Linked DNA regions of Homo sapiens: region 1 is linked to region 2. A link is a contact called in ENCODE Hi-C data. All regions are on one chromosome and are shown on one strand. Each heading gives the region's core, a stretch centred on a gene start or an enhancer-like site at or near the end of the contact. The rest is flanking DNA. Distances are from core to core; before and after follow the strand shown.

Region 1 (4,278 bases), core at 1,430-3,929, 2.1 Mb before region 2:
AACAGGCTGTATTTTGCCCATTTGACAGATGGGAGGACAAAAGCCCAGAAAAGTTAATGTTGCCATCCTAGTATGTCTGAGATTAGGAACGAATAGAGAGGCATATCCCTGAGTGTAACAGGGAGGGCCTTATTAGGGAAGGCATCTTGGAGGTGACTCAAGAGCTGAGTAGAAAAACAGAATTATGCACTAAATAAAGAAAGGGAGACTCCAGGTAGGTGACTTTGCAAAGACTTGAAAACATGGACTGCCGGAGAGGTTGGCAGGAGCACGATGATGATGATGATGATGATGACGACGACGACGACAACGATGATGACAAATGACAGCAGCTAACATCTATCCGTTGCTTACTATGTGTAGATACTGTTAGAACAGATACTCTTCAAAGCAGTTTATCTGCATTAACTATAAAACCTACCTTGTAAGGTAGGTACTTTTATTATCCCCATTTTACAGATGACAAAACTAAGGCACAGAGACGTAGCTTGCCTATAACATCATATAGGAATGATCTTAAGGGCTAATATAAGAAGCATGAATTTTATCTGGAGAGCCGAGAGCACCCCCCTCACTCTACTTAACAGAGAGGAGGTGGGCACAGACTTCTGATTTAGAAAGTCTTCTTGGATGCAGGGTGGACCGAGGTCGGAGAGGGGAAAAGAAACTAGAACCTGACTCAGATATCTGTCCAAGGAAGACCTGAACAGAGACAGTGGGGATAGACAGCAGAGGACTATCCCACAATTCCTCATGTTTGTGGATAAGAAATTGTCCCTCACGCGGATCACGAGGTCAGGAGATCGAGACCACCCTGGCTAACACGGTGAAACCCCGTCTCTACTAAAAATACCAAAAAAATTAGCCGGGCGTGGTGGCAGGCGCTTGTAGTCCCAGCTACTCAGGAGGCTGAAGCAGGAGAATGGCATGAACCCAGGAGGTGGAGCTTGCAGTGAGTTGAGATCATGCCACTGCACTCCAGCCTGGGTGACAGAGCGAGACTCCGTCTCAAAAAAAAAAAAAAAAAAAAAAAAAAAAAAAAAAATTCGCCGGGCGTGGTGGCTCATGCCTGTAATCCCAGCACTTTGGGAGGCTGAGGTGGGCGGATCACCTGAGGTCAGGAGTTTGAGACCAGCCTGACCAACATGGAGAAACCCTGTCTCTACTAAAAATACAAAAAAAAATTAGCCAGGCTTGATGGCTCATGCCTGTAATCCCAGCTACTCGGGAGGCTGACGCGGGAGACTTGCTTGAACCTGGGCGGCGGAGGTTGTGGTGAGCCGAGATCACGCCATTGCACTCCAGCCTGGGCAACAAGGGCAAAACTCCGTCTCAAAAAAAAAAAAGAAAAAAGAAATTGTCCCTCACATGTCTCTGCTTCCTCTGTCTGTCAAGGCAGAATATATTTCAATCTTCCTGCCTCAGGAATTGCGTGAAAATTAATGGGACAGAGGCCCAGCTGGCTTTCATCTGCTAAACAACACCCTTGCACGACTGGTGGTGCACATTAAATGCTGAACATATAAAATGTGCTTTGATGGAGGACCTGGGAATAATTATAGCTTGCTAATTATTGTTAATTTTACCACAGCTTTGAAACTCTAGACTTTCTCAATGACTCAAAAAGAGATTGCAACCCCTGTATGCCATGAAACTAGCCACACAGTGGCAGACAAGCAATTTCTCACAGGCTCCATTCTTTCATTATTTACATGGTTCAGCTACTTACGTGGGATACAGGAAAAGAAAAGCAACGATTTGCTGTGTTAGAATCAAATTGTACAAAAAACTCTTTACAGTCTTGCTGGCTCTTTAAGAATTTGTTCCTGTTTGTCTCTTTATAGCCAGTGCACAAATAAATATTATGTGCGTGTGTGCCTGTGTGTGTGCGCTTGTGTGAGGTACAGAAAATTAGTGTTTAACAGAACTTTTAACCCTCTGGACACCAGGATACCTGTGTTTTACCCTTGATATGGTGAGTAACAGAACTGCTTCCCTAACTTCCCTTCAGATTCTGTGTCACTTCGTGTCCACAAACACTTTATTTAAGGTCTCATCACTCCTAGGCAGGGTGCCAAAGACCCCTCTCAGAAATATGAGGAAGTTGATAGCAGTGTGACTTCAGGTCTTTAAGCCTCATCAGTACCACCTATAAAACGGGTCTGATAGTCCCTACCTGTCAGGACTGGTGTTAGGATGAGATAATGTTTGTGAACTGTAAACTATATAAACGTGTGCTACTGTGAGAACTGGACAAAGAAGAGAGGGAGTGAGAGAAATTAAGGGAGGGCTGGGGCTGGGAAAGAACGAAAAGGGAGTCGCGTATAGAGGAGAGCGCGACAGTCGCGAGCCACACTTTGCAATGAAACTCTTTAGACTTTCTGCCGGGAGAGCGGCCCAGACGCGCCAGGTCTGTAGCAGGAGGCCGCGCCGAGGGCGGGTCCCCAGAAGCCTACAGGTGAGTATCGGTTCTCCCCTTCCCGGCTTTCGGTCCGGAGGAGGCGGGAGCAGCTTCCCTGTTCTGATCCTATCGCGGGCGGCGCAGGGCCGGCTTGGCCTTCCGTGGGACGGGGAGGGGGGCGGGATGTGTCACCCAAATACCAGTGGGGACGGTCGGTGGTGGAACCAGCCGGGCAGGTCGGGTAGAGTATAAGAGCCGGAGGGAGCGGCCGGGCGGCAGACGCCTGCAGACCATCCCAGACGCCGGAGCCCGAGCCCCGACGAGTCCCCGCGCCTCATCCGCCCGCGTCCGGTCCGCGTTCCTCCGCCCCACCATGGCTCGGGGCCCCGGCCTCGCGCCGCCACCGCTGCGGCTGCCGCTGCTGCTGCTGGTGCTGGCGGCGGTGACCGGCCACACGGCCGCGCAGGACAACTGCACGTGTCCCACCAACAAGATGACCGTGTGCAGCCCCGACGGCCCCGGCGGCCGCTGCCAGTGCCGCGCGCTGGGCTCGGGCATGGCGGTCGACTGCTCCACGCTGACCTCCAAGTGTCTGCTGCTCAAGGCGCGCATGAGCGCCCCCAAGAACGCCCGCACGCTGGTGCGGCCGAGTGAGCACGCGCTCGTGGACAACGATGGCCTCTACGACCCCGACTGCGACCCCGAGGGCCGCTTCAAGGCGCGCCAGTGCAACCAGACGTCGGTGTGCTGGTGCGTGAACTCGGTGGGCGTGCGCCGCACGGACAAGGGCGACCTGAGCCTACGCTGCGATGAGCTGGTGCGCACCCACCACATCCTCATTGACCTGCGCCACCGCCCCACCGCCGGCGCCTTCAACCACTCAGACCTGGACGCCGAGCTGAGGCGGCTCTTCCGCGAGCGCTATCGGCTGCACCCCAAGTTCGTGGCGGCCGTGCACTACGAGCAGCCCACCATCCAGATCGAGCTGCGGCAGAACACGTCTCAGAAGGCCGCCGGTGACGTGGATATCGGCGATGCCGCCTACTACTTCGAGAGGGACATCAAGGGCGAGTCTCTATTCCAGGGCCGCGGCGGCCTGGACTTGCGCGTGCGCGGAGAACCCCTGCAGGTGGAGCGCACGCTCATCTATTACCTGGACGAGATTCCCCCGAAGTTCTCCATGAAGCGCCTCACCGCCGGCCTCATCGCCGTCATCGTGGTGGTCGTGGTGGCCCTCGTCGCCGGCATGGCCGTCCTGGTGATCACCAACCGGAGAAAGTCGGGGAAGTACAAGAAGGTGGAGATCAAGGAACTGGGGGAGTTGAGAAAGGAACCGAGCTTGTAGGTACCCGGCGGGGCAGGGGATGGGGTGGGGTACCGGATTTCGGTATCGTCCCAGACCCAAGTGAGTCACGCTTCCTGATTCCTCGGCGCAAAGGAGACGTTTATCCTTTCAAATTCCTGCCTTCCCCCTCCCTTTTGCGCACACACCAGGTTTAATAGATCCTGGCCTCAGGGTCTCCTTTCTTTCTCACTTCTGTCTTGAAGGAAGCATTTCTAAAATGTATCCCCTTTCGGTCCAACAACAGGAAACCTGACTGGGGCAGTGAAGGAAGGGATGGCATAGCGTTATGTGTAAAAAACAAGTATCTGTATGACAACCCGGGATCGTTTGCAAGTAACTGAATCCATTGCGACATTGTGAAGGCTTAAATGAGTTTAGATGGGAAATAGCGTTGTTATCGCCTTGGGTTTAAATTATTTGATGAGTTCCACTTGTATCATGGCCTACCCGAGGAGAAGAGGAGTTTGTTAACTGGGCCTATGTAGTAGCCTCATTTACCATCGTTTGTATTACTGACCACATATGCTTGTCA
Region 2 (4,268 bases), core at 536-3,035:
GGCCTCAAATCCTTCAGAAAAGTCACTGTCTCCCAGAGCCTTAGTATCTCCATCTGTAGAATGGAATATCTTCTTCACAGAGAAGATTCAATGAAACTACAGTACAAAATAAATGTAAGAGATGGCTGCTGTTAACATTATTATTAGGAATTTGAGGTACTGCAAAATGTTCTTTTCATCTCCTTGTTTTCCCTTGAGTGAAGGAAACATTTTACTTTGCAATTTACTATCTTAAGACTGTGACACTAAAAATGGAAGTTTTAGAGATGGGACATTAGAGCTGAAAAGAATCCCTGAATTGTAATCAAACCCCGTCTCCCTAAAGTAACTGGAGCAGAAAGGTGACTCATCTGAGATTAATCAGTAAATTCATAAAAGAGATGCTAATTTGCATTGGAAACTCACATGTTCTTTCTCAGCATCAAACAGGAAATCGTGTTGACTGATCCTCAGGCCACACCTGCTTAGAAACAGTTCCTTAATCTGTAGCAGTGTCTGGTTCAGGGAACCAGAGAGCAATCTGAGGTCAGGGATTTTATCTGGGGCCTTGGTTCTGCTCCCTGCTTCTGGTGTCATCTCTGAGCAAGTAACTTTCCTCTGCCATTGCTTATTACCTGTGCTTGGTTGGCAGGCTAGTGGTGGATGGTGGACGTAGCCCAGGAAAGTTGAGAATAAATGTCATTGCAGTTATGAAGTCATAAATCAGAGTCTAGCACCCTCGTTTTGCAAATGCAGAAACCAATTTATCCCAAATTCACTAAACAAGTAGGGACTTGAACCTCGGCTACTTGACTCCTAGTTCAGTGCTCTTCCTCCTGCATAAAAAATCTCATATGACTTATAAATAAGGAAGAATAAAAAAGATTAAGAGAACATGATTGTGGTAATAAACATCTGGAACTTGTTTGCCTGTGAGGTTACATAGGGTAAATGTATAAACAGGTTCAAAAGGGGAATTAGATCATGAATGGTAGGAAAGAATGCTGGGCAGGGAGTCAGTGCACCTGGGTTTAATCTTTAGATGGGAGCTAATTTGGACCTAAGTTTCTTCTAAATATAATGGTCCCTTTCATTAATGACTTGCCATGCTTCCTGGAGTTTAATCTCTGCAACGTGTTATCAAAGCATTCTTGGTAATGTTGAGGGGATACTTCCAATTTTGTAATAAGGCAACTCTGAGGACTACCGTCCTGCTCCCTTTCCTTCATTTGTTCCTTCAACTGATAGTCTTTGAGCATCTATGCAGGGTCCCATACTAGTTTTGCTCTCTCAGGAAACGGCTATGCCAAGATGCTGGCTAGAGTGGCCTTTGCCTATGTTCCTCTAATACAGAATTGTACTCAATATGTTCTGGGAAAACAAAATGTAGCTCTTATATATAAAGCATTTATGAACACAGAGTCACTGTGTCAATGTTGGCAGTGATAATAGCTGTTCTCACTGCTGCACCTGTTTGTCCCTGGGCCCAGCTGGTGTTTCCTTCCTACGTGGTCGTCCTCCCCCAGACTTTGGAGCCCTTGAGGACCTTGATCAGACCTCATGCCTTGATGCTTTCCTCCACTGTAAAAGAATATTGGGAGCCTTTGCAAAGGAGTGTCCGGATATGCCAGACTATTGCTTCCCTTGTGGCTGTGCACATGCTCTCTTCCCTCTGAAAGGGCAAGTGTAACTCATCATCCTGCCCTGGGAGGAAGTGTGAAGGGACTTTTGTGGTGAGTGATGAGTTGACCATCACTGTCTCTGGGCTGTGGTTACAAGCAGGAAGTGGCCATGGCTGGGCTGTGGAGTTAAGACAAAGGCAGCAGGGTGTGTGGTTGTGCACATCATAGGCATTTACCTTACAGAACATCAGCTGTCCCCCATCCTTAATGTAAATGATGTCACTATATCTATCTTGAGCATCAGGATTTCGTGACATAAAGAATATAAAAGCAATGTCTGGTATATAATAGGTAATCAGTAATTGGTGGATTATTTTCAGTAGTGATAAATCTCCTCTAAGCATCATATCATAGATACAGTATGAAAATCAAGAAAGATTTGAGAAGGATCGTCAGGCTCAGAGAAGACAGCACAGGCTGACTGGAGGAAATTCACAAACACTGAAGGGCATCGTACTACAAGTTTCTTAGTTGTTAGACTGGTATTCTATTCATCACACTCTGCTTCTAAAAAGTAAAAGCATCACTTTCTGTGATCCAGGTCATTTCCCATTCATGTTATCCTATTTGAACCAACAACTGCAAAGGTGAGCAGCCTCCTTTTATGGAGCAGAAGGCCAAAGCTTGGAGGATGTAGATTATTGCTGAAGGATACCAGATTGGTGGCAGAGTCTGAATTCCCCAGGACTTAACCATGGTGTGTCCAGCTCTTCTTACAGAAACTCTCACCATGGCCAATGTCAGCACAAGGCTGAGGCCCTTACTAGAGTCAGGTCATTGTTGGTGATCCTTTACCCCAAATCTCAGAATCTCGAGATTTGCTCAGACCCTGTGACATCATAGCTACCCTTTACCTTGTCGTTGATTCTTCATTTAGTATTTCTTTTCTATAGTTAAGTTCTTGTCTCTCCCTTAAAAAAAAAGATACACACACACACACACACACACACACATACACATATATACATATAAATATATTTGGTTGTATATTTTTGTTGTTACAAAGGGGCTTAAAACACCCAACTATATTAGCGCTTTGATCTTTTCTTCTGTGCATATTTGTGTCTGTATATTTCATAAATAGAAAATTAGGACACTCCTTTGCAAATACTGAATATTCTCCTGTGTTGTTGAATATCCGTTACGGCATCAGTGTTGATGATGAATCTTGATACTGCCTAATTCCCCTGTTGGATTCCTTTTAGATCATCACGGGGGAATTCTACCGGATCTATTACCTGAAGAAGTCGCGGTCGACGATTCAGAACCCCTACGTGGCAGCACTCTATAAGCAAGTGGGCTGCTTCCTCTTTGGCTGTGCCATCAGCCAGTCTTTCACAGACATTGCCAAAGTGTCCATAGGGCGCCTGCGTCCTCACTTCTTGAGTGTCTGCAACCCTGATTTCAGCCAGATCAACTGCTCTGAAGGCTACATTCAGAACTACAGATGCAGAGGTGATGACAGCAAAGTCCAGGAAGCCAGGTGAGACACCACCTCCGCATGGCCAGAGCCTGGACCCCTTTCATACAGTGCAGTTCAGTGAGCACTTACTAGCTGGGCCCTGGTTTAGATGGGTGAATAAGGCATAGTTCCTATTCTTGAGGAACTCACAGTCAGATGATTGAGACAGATATGTAAATCAATACTTCCGATATAGCATGGGTAGGTACATTCATTCATTCATTCTTTTGTTTATTCATGAATTCATAGGTGCCTGCTATGTTCCAGGCATGGGTCCAAAGCACTACCAAGGATGCAAAAATGAACAGGGCCTAGTGCCTGCTCTCAAGGTTACAGTCTAGGGAGGGAAGACAGACAGACAAGTGTGTATCAGGGATGTGAATACGGCCCTTTCATGGCCCTCTCTTGCTCTTGCAGGAAGTCCTTCTTCTCTGGCCATGCCTCCTTCTCCATGTACACTATGCTGTATTTGGTGGTAAGTACCCACCCTTTGATTTGAGCAGTGCTCAGTTCCAGCTTCGATCCCTTCTGATATGATAGCCCTCAAAATAGTTTAGGGGCATGCCATCACTGTGAAATCCTTGAAAAAGAGGTTAGCTAGAAAAGTTAGGTTTAATTCTGAGCGCTGCCACTGCCTTAGCAGAAGTTATTTTACTTTCTAGTTTTTTCCCCCATTTTTCAAATAAAAATAGTATTTGCCATAGCTGCTTGATAAGCATTGTGGACACATTTTGGAATTTTAAAGTGATAAAGACACTTGTATTAGGTTGGTGCAAGAGTAATTGAGGTTTTTGCCGTTACAAAAACCCCTGGACTACATTACTTAAATGGCAAAAACCACTTACTCTTGCACCACCCTAAATATAACATTTTAGGGTACAAACACTGTTTTCTGAAAATCTATGGTGGGAAAAGATTGCTAAGTAAGTCTCAGAAAATTAAAGTGAACTGCCAAAATGTACGTAACAGCAGGACTGTTGCTCAAGCCCAAGCCTTCTGATAAATTTTTTTGCAACGTTCACCATGTCAGTCCTCTATATTCTACGGATGGAAGGGCTTTAAGGATCATCATTACCTAAGTATTTAGAATAATTTTGAGTTTTGCAAAATACTTCTGCTCCATGAGGACGCATGACTTCATAACA

What was found. Hi-C counts contacts between places; a loop is a spot of excess contacts on that map. Pooled maps may share reads with other maps.
Region 1: a map with no recorded cell type shows a loop between it and region 2 (17-fold over the local background). The contact joins the promoter of TACSTD2 here to the enhancer-like site in region 2. A Hi-C loop is called at or near these places in 8 of 37 single-sample maps with no recorded cell type and 5 of 50 pooled maps.

Annotation. Positions count from the first base shown.
Region 1 is chr1:58,575,653-58,579,930 of GRCh38, reverse strand. TACSTD2 (tumor associated calcium signal transducer 2) reads left to right here and starts at 2,679. Exons shown (of 1, transcript NM_002353.3): 1 at 2,679-4,278. The coding sequence starts at 2,775. The coding sequence ends at 3,746. RefSeq lists enhancers at 2,521-3,215, 3,216-3,911.
Region 2 is chr1:56,523,153-56,527,420 of GRCh38, reverse strand. It overlaps PLPP3 (phospholipid phosphatase 3), which reads left to right. Exons shown (of 6, transcript NM_003713.5): 3 at 2,867-3,144; 4 at 3,541-3,598. Among named protein-coding and RNA genes, the nearest start is that of PLPP3, 54 kb to the left of the region's middle. RefSeq lists an enhancer at 1,411-1,690. Within about 2 kb of position 1,785, at least 7 of the 41 ENCODE cell types and tissues checked have a DNase peak (open chromatin) inside an H3K27ac peak, as active enhancers do.